Linked DNA regions of Homo sapiens: regions 1 and 2 are each linked to region 3. A link is a contact called in ENCODE Hi-C or POLR2A ChIA-PET data. All regions are on one chromosome and are shown on one strand. The core of a region is the stretch at or near the end of the contact, and the rest is flanking DNA. Distances in the headings are between cores, read along the strand shown. Region 1 holds the start of CSK (C-terminal Src kinase). Region 2 holds the start of SCAMP5 (secretory carrier membrane protein 5). Region 3 holds the start of PTPN9 (protein tyrosine phosphatase non-receptor type 9).

Evidence for each region. A loop is a pair of places that touch in the nucleus more often than their neighbours do. ChIA-PET counts read pairs that join two places held with the same protein, here RNA polymerase II (POLR2A). Pooled maps may share reads with other maps.
Region 1: a map with no recorded cell type shows a loop between it and region 3 (19-fold over the local background). The contact joins the promoter of CSK here to the promoter of PTPN9 in region 3. A Hi-C loop is called at or near these places in 2 of 37 single-sample maps with no recorded cell type and 5 of 50 pooled maps.
Region 2: a pooled map shows a loop between it and region 3 (3-fold over the local background). The contact joins the promoter of SCAMP5 here to the promoter of PTPN9 in region 3. A Hi-C loop is called at or near these places in 1 of 37 single-sample maps with no recorded cell type and 2 of 50 pooled maps. POLR2A ChIA-PET finds 5 or more read pairs at or near these places in 2 of 52 experiments (GM10248 and HEK293).

What each region holds. Positions count from the first base shown.
Region 1 is chr15:74,780,703-74,784,171 of GRCh38, forward strand. It overlaps CSK (C-terminal Src kinase), which reads left to right and starts at 1,378. Exons shown (of 13, transcript NM_004383.3): 1 at 1,378-2,018. RefSeq lists enhancers at 828-947, 968-1,037, 2,080-2,655 and silencers at 1,258-1,477, 1,588-1,847.
Region 2 is chr15:74,993,787-74,997,170 of GRCh38, forward strand. SCAMP5 (secretory carrier membrane protein 5) reads left to right here and starts at 1,777. Exons shown (of 7, transcript NM_138967.4): 1 at 1,777-1,887.
Region 3 is chr15:75,577,104-75,580,613 of GRCh38, forward strand. It overlaps PTPN9 (protein tyrosine phosphatase non-receptor type 9), which reads right to left and starts at 2,212. Exons shown (of 13, transcript NM_002833.4): 1 at 1,611-2,212. The coding sequence starts at 1,673. RefSeq lists silencers at 1,420-1,819, 2,080-2,569 and an enhancer at 1,779-2,377.

The sequences.
Region 1 (3,469 bases), core at 128-2,627, 800 kb before region 3:
ATCTGCAGCCACACTGTCTCCCAGCTCCGTCTCCCACAGGGCTGTTTGCCCTCTTCTCGCTCCCTCGGGCCTCTTCATGCTTATTTTGTGTTCCAAGACTTTGTCAGCATGCCCCACTTCCTCCCCCCCAACCCCAAGAGTGCCTCTTCCCTCTGTCCACCCAAGCCTGACCCTTGCTTCAGGGTCTAGTCCCTAGAAAGTCCCCCACCTTTACCTCCTCCCTACGCTGGAGTCTCTGGTCTCGCCCTCATCACTGTATCCCCATTCTGTTCCCCGGTCTCACCCTCATCACTGCATCCCCATTCTGTTCCCCCGCCACCCTGCACTCTCCCACCCCTGTCATGCCTGAGCACGCTGTCCTCTCCTGTGGCTCAGAGCAGGTCATCTCCCTGCTTTTCGTTAACAGTGATGTAACAGCCCTTGCTTAACGGAGGGCTCCTCACGTGCCAGCTACTGCATACTAAGCACTTTAAACGTATTAACTCATTTCCTCCCCTCCCCACAAAAACTTAAGAAGTCGGTGCCATTATATATCACCTATTTTACCAAATGGGGAAACTAAAGCACAGAGAGGTTAAGTAACTTGCCCAAGGTCACAGAGCTGCTGACAACTTCTTTATTGCCTCCAGGCTGAACATAAACTCCAAGAAAGTCCCATGAGGCTCTTTGGATCTCTTTTGCCCCTGTTGTTTGCAGGAACCCATCTCCCACCACTCTCCCCCACCCACACTGCAAGCGGCAGCCGCCTGAGCTATATTTAGATCCCAGAAGCCACCAAGCTCCCTCCGCACTCCCCGCCCTTGTGCATGCTGTTCCCTCTGCCTGGTCCCGGCTCTGTGAGGTGTGAGGTCTCCCCGTTAGCCCTAGTTTTCTTTCTGCCTCCTGGGAACCGTGTCCACCACCTCTCCACTTTGATCAATTATTTCCTTGCCGTTGTCTGTCGGCCTGTCAGCCTACCCCCACCCGACCGAGAACGCCTTGACGGTAGTGAAATGGTCTTGCCAATAGACTCCAGAGCAGGCTCCGCCACGATGTCAGCGCCAGGAAATGTTGGTGAATGAATGAATGAAGGCTTTCTGCTGCGAATCAGGCCCACTCTCCACAAACAGACCTGAGGAGAGGGGCCCAGGCCCGGCCCCCAGCGCTTCTGCAGCGGGAAAGCTGCGTCCAGAGAAGGCTGGGAGGTTGCTCCCAGGCCGGCTGAGGAGAGACCCTCGGAGCCTTCAACGCAGCCAGGCGGCAAGTGGGGGCAGGGCGTGGGCGCGGACACACCCCCCGCAGTGCCCCCGGCGCCCGGCAGGGGGCGCCGCCCCGCCGGCCCACGCCCCGCCGCGCGCCGGGCAGGCCCCCTCGCGCAGGCGCGCTGCCGCGGGCGGAGGATCCGGGCCGCGCTTCCTCTCGCCAGGCCTGCGAGCTTCCTCCCAGCGGAGCCCTGGGCGAGCCGAGGTTGGCCGCCGCCGCCGCCGAGCCCGCTGCCGCCCTCCCGCTCCTGCCCCACCCGCGCCTTGCCCGGGGGCTTCTGCCGGGGTGGGGTCCGAGCCGGGCGACCGCCCGGCTGCGCCGCCGTCGGGGCCGTAACCCGGCCCGCCGTCCCTCCCGCCCCAGCCAGCCTCTGGCCGCCGGAGCCCGCGGGGCGTGGAGCGCGAGGAGCCCCGCGGCCCCGATCGAGCGTCCGGGGCGGCCCCCGGCAGCCAGCGCGACGTTCCAAAATCGAACCTCAGTGGCGGCGCTCGGAAGCGGAACTCTGCCGGGGCCGCGCCGGCTACATTGTTTCCTCCCCCCGACTCCCTCCCGCCCCCTTCCCCCGCCTTTCTTCCCTCCGCGACCCGGGCCGTGCGTCCGTCCCCCTGCCTCTGCCTGGCGGTCCCTCCTCCCCTCTCCTTGCACCCATACCTCTTTGTACCGCACCCCCTGGGGACCCCTGCGCCCCTCCCCTCCCCCCTGACCGCATGGACCGTCCCGCAGGCCGCTGATGCCGCCCGCGGCGAGGTGGCCCGGACCGCAGTGCCCCAAGAGAGGTGAGTGCCTGGCCGTCCCGGAGTGTCCCCTGGAGGGAAGAGGGTGGAGGTCGCGCGTCTAGTCTCTGTTGCTGCCACTGTCGCGTCCACTCCCATTCCCCTCTTCTCCCACTTCTCCCTTCTCTCCTTTACTCCCTTGCACGGGTTCGAATTCTCCCAGGAGCCACTGTCAGAACCCAAATTGGAAGGGAGTGCATGAGGGAGGTACTGCCCTGCAGCTCCACGGACTCGTCTTCTCGGGTCATCCCGAGTCCCCCCCTCTGTGGAGCTCAGAGTAGGAGGTGGCTGGAGTCTGGAGGAAGAGGATCCGTATGGGCCAGGTCCCTAGAGAGAGTGCTGGACTCCCCTGCCCTTCCCTGTACAGGGCCTCCCCGCAGGTGCCCTGGCTTGCTTGGTTCTGACCCCTCCCTCATTACCCCACCATGACCCTGCGGGCTGCAAGCAAGCCCAGGGCCCAGCCACCTCGGGTGAGCAGTTAGAAGCCCAGGTCCTAGGACTGAGCCTGTCACCCTTGGCCTCTCAGAAGACCAGGCCTAAGCCAAGGGATCTTTGGGTGGGAAACTGGGCAGGCCTTCTGCCCGGGGGGAGGTAACGGAGCATTAGCACCATGCCCCCACCTTCTGGCACCCTGGGCAGCCCATTCTCCTAGGCTCTTTGTGGCCCAGACCAGGTGTCAGGAAGGGGTGTGTCCAGCCAGCAGATTTTTTGGAGCTTAACTACCAGTTCACTTCCCCGCCCATTTTGTACACCCGGGAACCGAGGCTCAAAGGGAGAAGTTGCTACCCCAGGCCTCTAGTGGAGTTAGGCTGGCTGTCCTTTCATCCCCAGCTATACAGGGCTGGATGGCTGTGGGTGGAAGGAAACCAGGCAGGCACCTTCACCCACTGGGGACACAGGCCCCCAGCCCGGCCCCAGAGGGACCTTGTTGGTTGAGCACGTGCTTCCCTGCAGAGGGCTGGAGGGAGTGAAAGGGCTTCCGGCTCCAGCTGTGGCTGGGTCAGCTAGCAGGAGATGTGGGGAATGTGTGGTGTATGGCCATCTGTGTGGTGTGGCAGGAAGGTCCGGTCCTGGCCCCGGCTCTGAGTTGAAACAACCTGGTGGTCAGTCCTGACCCAGCACTCGCCACACCTATGGCCCAGCTGGCACAGGAGCAGCCAAGTTCAGGATATAAATGGGGTCACATGGGAACCGTGGAAGCTCTGTCTCCACTGGCAGCAGGCTACAGACTGGGGACATGGGAGCATTGTGAGAGTGGGGACACCCAGGGGGCCTGTTTCAAGCTCCTAGTACCCTGGCGGTTCCAGTGTCTTTCTTGGTTGTGGCCACAGCAGGAACAGGGCAAGGACAGCAGGGGTGAGGTTGAGGCCTGGCAGGATCCTCTGGCCCAGGAGAGCAGGCATTGCCCTGGTGGGTGCTGAGCAGTGTCTGGGCTCCCTTGGAGCTGCTGGCAG
Region 2 (3,384 bases), core at 527-3,026, 580 kb before region 3:
TTCCATTTACCTGAATAGGAAAGGTACAATCTACTGGGACAAAGGTGGGCTTCTGACTTTGGACCTGCTCACTCTTCCTACGTTAGTTGTTTATCAAATAGGAGACCCTTCTGATTCTTCTGAGTGGAGAAAAATTGTCCGTGGTCATCAGACGGGAACCCCAATATTTCCCTTGTAGGACCTACATGAACCACAAGATATCTCCTATAAATTCCATGTGGTTTCCAGACATCTTCCTTGTGGATCCCAGTGTGGACCTCAGATCTCTCTCCTAAAGGCCTATGTGAACCCCTATATCTTTCCTGAGGCCCACATGGACTCCCAACATTTTCCCTGTAGCAGCCACACTTGATAACTTCGACAGGTTCCCAGTTGTCATCTCATTGGCTGCTCTCCACAGCTCTGTAAATCAGCCTTGGCTTGCATTATAGCAGGGAGAGACAGCATGTGGGTCAACCAGGGACAGGACTGACACAGAACCCAGTTGTCCTGCCCCGAAGCCCAGGACCCTTCCTTCCTGGTTGGCCTGGTGGCAGGATGATGCTTCCTGCTCAGCCCTTCCCAGGCACCGAGGCTCTCTCCCTCCTTTTCCCCTCTGCCACACTAGTTCTTGTCTGCCTTTTTTCACTGCCACCCCCTTTTCATGCCAGCTGTGGGAGTGAGGCCCCACTCCTGGCAGGATGGAGCCAGACAATGGGCCCTTATTCTAGGCAAAGAATCCCTGCAGTGTCTCCCACCCACTGAGGCCCCCTTCCAGGCCTAGGATGGTGTGGGTGGGGGGTGGAGGGTGGGTGTATGGTGTAGGGGAAGGAGCAATTGGCTGGCAGGACAGACAGTGGCCCTGGCCCTGCCTGTAGAGATCCCACGGAGGTTTACTATGTAAACACCAATCACAATAAAATCCTGTCTTCACTCCCAGCCCATCTCTCCAAGTGGGTCTCTCTCAACCCTCCAAAGCTCTGGGTTTTTAAACATTTACCCTTGCCTCTACTCTCTCTTGGTATTCATCTCTGCATATCACTGTCTCTTTCATTCCTTTTTCTGAGTCTCTTTCTTTTTCTAAGCCTCTCCTCTCTCTCTCTCTCTCTCTCTGCTCCTTTGCGTAATTTGTCTCTATTTCTTGCCTCTTTCTTGCTTCATTATGCTCCCTTACCTATCTTATCTTTCCATGTCTTTTTTCTCTCCAGGCCTTGAGCTCTCATCTCAGTCTCTCTCTCCGTGTGTCTCTGTCTCTGTTTGCAGCTCTTCTTTCTCGTCCTCCTATGTCGTCTTTCCGTGGATCTGTGTCCTTGCCTCTCTGAATATCATCTCCGATCTTCCGTCCTCTGTTCTCTCTTTCCCCCTGCGCCTGCAGATCTGAAGGACCTTCCGCAGTCACCACACTCTCCTGCTTTCAGCTCTTTCTCACTCCTTTCTGGCACGTCCCAGAGGCTCCTGGCATAGGTATAGGAGGTTATTCTCCCCAGTTTACAGATATGGAAGCTGAGGCTCTGGCTGCTGGTGCCAGGCTCCCATCTCTGGGTCTCTTCCTTCCACCTACACGCCAGGCTCTTGTCCCTGAGGTGCCCGTCAACCACCTGATCCGGCCGGGGCCCGGGAACTAGCACCTCGGACAGCTCCTGGAAGATGCCGGGGCGGCCGGGTCGTCCTTCTCGCGAGCTCAGGAGGAGCAGCCTTAGGAGCAGAGCGGAAGTCTCGCGAGAGTGACTGCTGCAGGCAGTGGCGGCGCGGGCGCGCGCAGAGACGGCCTCGGGCGCGCGCGCGCGCGCGCGCGCTCCCCGCCCCCAGCCCCGGAGCGGCTCGCGGCCGGCTCCGCGCCGCATCGCTCGGGTGCAGCGCAGCTCAGCGCAGCGCTGCGGCCTTTCGGCAGCCGAACGGCCGCGGCAGGTGAGTCTGGGCATGAAGGCTGGGAGGAGAGCTTTGAAGGGAAGCTGGGCGCGGGGCGAGAGGTGTGGGGGTCGCTGGCTGCAGCTTTGTTCCTCCTACACTTCACCTTTGGATGCAGGAAGAAGGCCGAACTGCTGGAGAGGTGGGAGTGGAGGTGACCTTTACTGTTTGGGGCTGGGGGAGAGCGCTCAGGGCGCACCCAGGCCCCCCGAGCCCCCCAAGCCCCCCCATTCCCATCTGTGGCTCCCGCAGAGGGAACTGGGCCTTTGGGTGACGTCAGACCCTGGATCTGGAGCCTGAGCTTTGGGCCCTCCATCCCCCCCGCCAGCCCCACCTGGCGTTCCCTGGAAACCGGCCTTCTGGAGATGGCGTGCGCAGCCGGGGATGGGGGCGACTGGAAGGGGGTGCCCGTGGCTTCCTTTGGGCCTTTCCTTCCAACTAGCGCCTGCAGGTGGACCCGGGTTGACTTCCCTCACCTCCCTCGGGCGGCCGACCTTTGGATGGCGGACCTCAGCCGCCCCAGGGTTGCGAGGCGACGGGCGCGCTGGCCCAGGCCACCAGGCGGGCTCCATCAGGGCTTTGGGTGGTGAGTTGGGGGCGCCGGATTTGGCTCATTTCAACGCTGGCCGGAGGTCACGAGGATGGAGGTGAGGTGTTTGTGAACCGATCCTTGTCCTCCGCCTCGGGGAGCTCCTGGTCTGTGGGTTGGGGGAACCAAGTAGAGACTCGGACTGAGCATTCACTGTCACAGGCGGCTTAAACAAGTAATGTCCCAGCTTCCCGATGGGGAGATCAGTGAGGGCCTGGCAGACTTTCCCAGGGACACAGAGAGAAAGGGAGGCGACAGCTAGCGAATAGGAGACTTCCAGAGGTGATGGGATTTGGGTGGGAGGAGAGGCAAGAGAGGGCATTCCAGGAGAATGTATGGGCAAAGGCACAGGGATGAAAACGAGCACAGCTGTTGGGGGCTGAGCCTGGGAGCTCAGCCATGTGACTGCCCATGGGGTGGTGGAGTCTGGAGAAATTTGCAACCTGTCCCCTACATGTTCTGCCTCACGGAGCAGGGCTCTGAAAGAGGGAGATGGTTCTTGCAGGGGCATGATTGGCAGAGAGATTTTGTTTGGGGCTACACAGGTCTTGCTAACTTAGGTTTGTTCTGGGCTTGGTGAGCCTTAGGGCAAAGTCTCTAGAGCTGAGAGGGGGCTGTCTCTGGTGAATGGGCCCCTGAAAGAGGGTCTTAGGTTTAGCAAACCCCTTGGAGAGTTAGTGGGGTCCCAGGAGGGGAGTTCTAGAGAGAGACCTTGGGCTCTGTGGCTGTTTCTTTAACCGTTTCCTGAGTGGCCACCTCCAAGCAAGTTCCCCAAGTCACCTCCCCTCTCTGGGCATCTCTTTCTAGCACCTTTCTCTAGAGATGAAATAATAGGACTAAGTAGTGACCTCCCTTGAGGATGCTCCTTGTTCTAGTTTAGAGCATCCCCCCTTTCTTCTCCCTCTTCC
Region 3 (3,510 bases), core at 962-3,461:
TTTACTAGTTAAACACATCTGTATATATGTGTATGCACTATGTACAAAGTAAAGCCAATACCATGTCAATACTATCAATACTTTAATATTTACTTTTCCTGGTTTTAGTTTTCAAATTTGCAACGGATGCTATTTGCATAGAATACTGATGGCTTTAAGTCTTAAAAACAGAAATCTGACTGACCCAAGGAAAAGGATGAAAGAAAGAGATTTTGTCCCTTTAAAATCAGCCAACACATCCTATCTTAGTACTGAAGTACTTCCCAATTCTGGCAGAATGGGCTCCTTGGCCACCTGCTTGCACTAGGGTCTGACTAGCATTTTATTAACATCCAACTGCAGTTACCAGGACATTCATTACCACTGCTTGTACAAAGCAGAATTCTTTTTAAATTTTTTTCCCATACAGATTTCATCACCAGGTGTCAAAAGACAAAACCGTGGCCTGAGGCCAAATAGAAAAATGTCATCTCCACAAATAAGGAGAAAAGACAAGGACTTTAAAAAATCAGGTCAACAAGCCCATTAGCCAATAATAGTTTGTAAAACTGGACTGTCTTCACACTAGAGGCTGTGCTAGCAAATGTGGTCCTTGGAAACAAGAGCTGTAGAGCTTGAAATGGGTTGCCAGCATGGTTTGCCTTTTTCTTTTTTCATGTTTATTTTTATTTTTTTTATTTATAACATGGAATCAGACTATGACTATAATCGAGCATAGCTATGGCGGGGTATGGGCAGTGCCAAGGAAGAGACAGCGAAAAGCCCGTAGGGTTCCCAGTCTAAGCTAGCAGACCTTCCCATCTTCCTCAGGAGTGGTCCCTGTCTCCGCAGCTGGAATGTGCGGGAGGGAAAGTTACAAGGGCCCCCAAAATGAGACAGCAAACCACTTCCTTCTGAAAACTAAAGGTCATAGGCTTTTAAGGAACAATAGAGCTCAATGTAAGCTTCAGAAAGATGGAGACAGTCAGATGAGACGAGGGTAGGGAAGCGCGGGTGAGGAGATGCGCCCCGTCTGGGATAGCTGAATAGGGGGGTCAAGGCCAGGGACTTTAGGAACACGAGAAGGGCTGGATCTTCCATAACCTGCCCAAGTGGGCCTGAGAAACCTAAGAGGCTCCTCTGAAAATCTAGGGCATCTATGCATCCAATACTCTCAGCCCTCTCCTCGGGAAGGGAGATAATCCCCACAGGAAGCACCCCCCAAACTGGGGCTTTTCCTGCCCTTCAAAAGCCACAAACCCTCACGGAAAACATTTACAAGGGAGTGGAAGGGCCGGGGGCAAGCAGCGGTTCTGCAAATCTCGGGAAGAAGGCCCCTGGATCCAAGGAACTTTGCCCCTGGAATAGGGGGTGGGGTGCGGAGGGCACCGTCTGAGGCTGGTAAGCCTCGGCGAAAGAAGCGGCGGGAACGGGAGTAGGGTCCCGTGGGTCCCCCGACGAGGGGGTGGCGGCCTGGGGCGCGGTCGCCGGTGAGGGAGGCCCGCGAGCCGGGCACGGGAGCGGGGGGCTGCGGCCCCGTGGCTGCAAAGAGCCGGCACTCGGGAGGCAGAGGCCGGCGTAGGCCTCGGGGGCCCGGACACACCCAACGCGGCGGCCTCGGGCCCGCTTACCTGCTCCTCCTCCGGGGTCAGCTCCGGCGCCATGTCGGGCCGGGGCGCGGTCGCGGGCTCCATCCCCCCGCCACCGCCGCCGGGCGGACAAAACTCGCTCGCGAGCGCGGGAGCCCGGCGCGCTCGGCCTCCGCTTCCGCGTCCCCGCGCCTCAGCAGCCCGGGGCCGGCTCGCGCATAGTGTGGCCGGCAGGGCCCGGCGCCTGCAGCGGCCGCAAACGCCGCTTCTGCTTCCTTAAGAAAAATCTCTCCGAACTGCCGCTCTCTTCCGGGAGGAAATCCTTTTTTATATTATTCGCTCCGTTCCTCACACTCCCCCTTATCTCCTGGGGAAGAAAAAGTGCAGGCGAAGAGCTAACAGCCACTCGGGATTTAAAAGGAAATAGGAAATCAGGAACTTTTAGAGCCGGGAGCGAAGGGTCGGCGGAAATTTCCCGAAGGCCGCCGACCCCCTCGGCGCCCCGCTTCCTCGGCCGCGCTCCCGCTCCTCCACAGCGCCACAGAGCTCGGGGCCGCCCAGCCGGGCCGTCCTCGCGGACGCTGGCCCTGCGACCTGCGCGGCTGCCTCAGCCAGGCTCCTCGCGGGCGGCCGCAGCGAAAGGGAGGGAGTGGAGAGGGAGCGAGGGAAACGCGCCCCCCTCCTGACTCACGGCCAACGCTGCGGCCGCCCCGCGGCCGCCCGAGCCCCCCGCGGCTCCATTGAGAAACTGAGCGTCTCATTCACAAGCTGGCGGCGAGGAGGGCCCGGCGGAGCGAGGACGCAGTCCGGGAGGGGGAGACAGAGAGGAGCCCGGGCGGGGGAGGGGACCGGGAGGGGGAGGGGACCCGGGCGGGGAGGGGACCCTAGCTGGACGGAAGGCAACTCGACTGCGGGAGGGAGAAAAAGGAAGAAAAGAGTATTTCGTGAGGCTCAGATCCTCGGAGGAGGAGGAGAATACGTTCGTTTGCAAATTATCTGCTGACTGGCACCTCTCCTGGGGTTAACTTGCCGCTGCCACCTACGCGTGAGAAACCCACAATCCTCAACTATTTGTCGCTTGCAGCCTGAAAGACCCTGGAAAGGTTGCCTGCCAGGCCAGGATGCTTAGGTGGAAGGAATCGCACCTGCCTCCCTCTCTCTCCCTCCTTACTGGCTGCACCCTGTAATTCATCTCCAGTGTCGCTAATTTTAATCCCCCATAGAAACGACATCAGACTCCGAACATCATTCAGGAATGACGCGGCCTTTGCAGACCTTTGATTTTCACTAGGGCAAGTGCAGCAAAGGGTTCAGGATTAGGGGTACAGTCTTGGAGTCATTTGGGGAGGAATGGGGCATAGAGAAGGCAAGGCTGGGTCTGGTACGTTGTTGCATTATTCCAAGCCAAAGATAAATATTCCAAAGGGACCCAAAGTCCACAACTAGTTCCAAGGCTGAAGCCCTGGAGCCAGTCCTGAGGGACCCAAAGGAGGGGCCTTCAGACAACAGGAAGGTGCTGTGAGTTGTGATGCTCCTATGATTTTTTTTTTATTTTTTTTTTTGAGACGGAGTCTCTGTGTCGCCCAGGCTGGAGTGCAGTGGCGCGATCTCGGCTCACTGCAACCTCCACCTCCCGGGGTCAAGCGATTCTCCTGCCTCAGCCTCCTGGGTAGCTGGGATTACAGGTGCGAGCCACCACGCCCGGCTAATTTTTGTATTTTTAGTAGAGACGGGGTTTCACCATGTTGGTCAGGCTGGTCTCGAACTCCTGACCTTGTGATCCGCCCGCCTCGGTCTTCCAAAGTGCTGGGATTACAGGCAGGCGTGAGCCACCGCGCGCCTGGCTTTTTTGTTTTTCTTTTTTTGAGACGGAGTCTCACTCTGTCACCCAGGCTGGAGTGCAGTGGCGCGATCTCGGCTCACTGCAAGCTCCCCCTCCCAG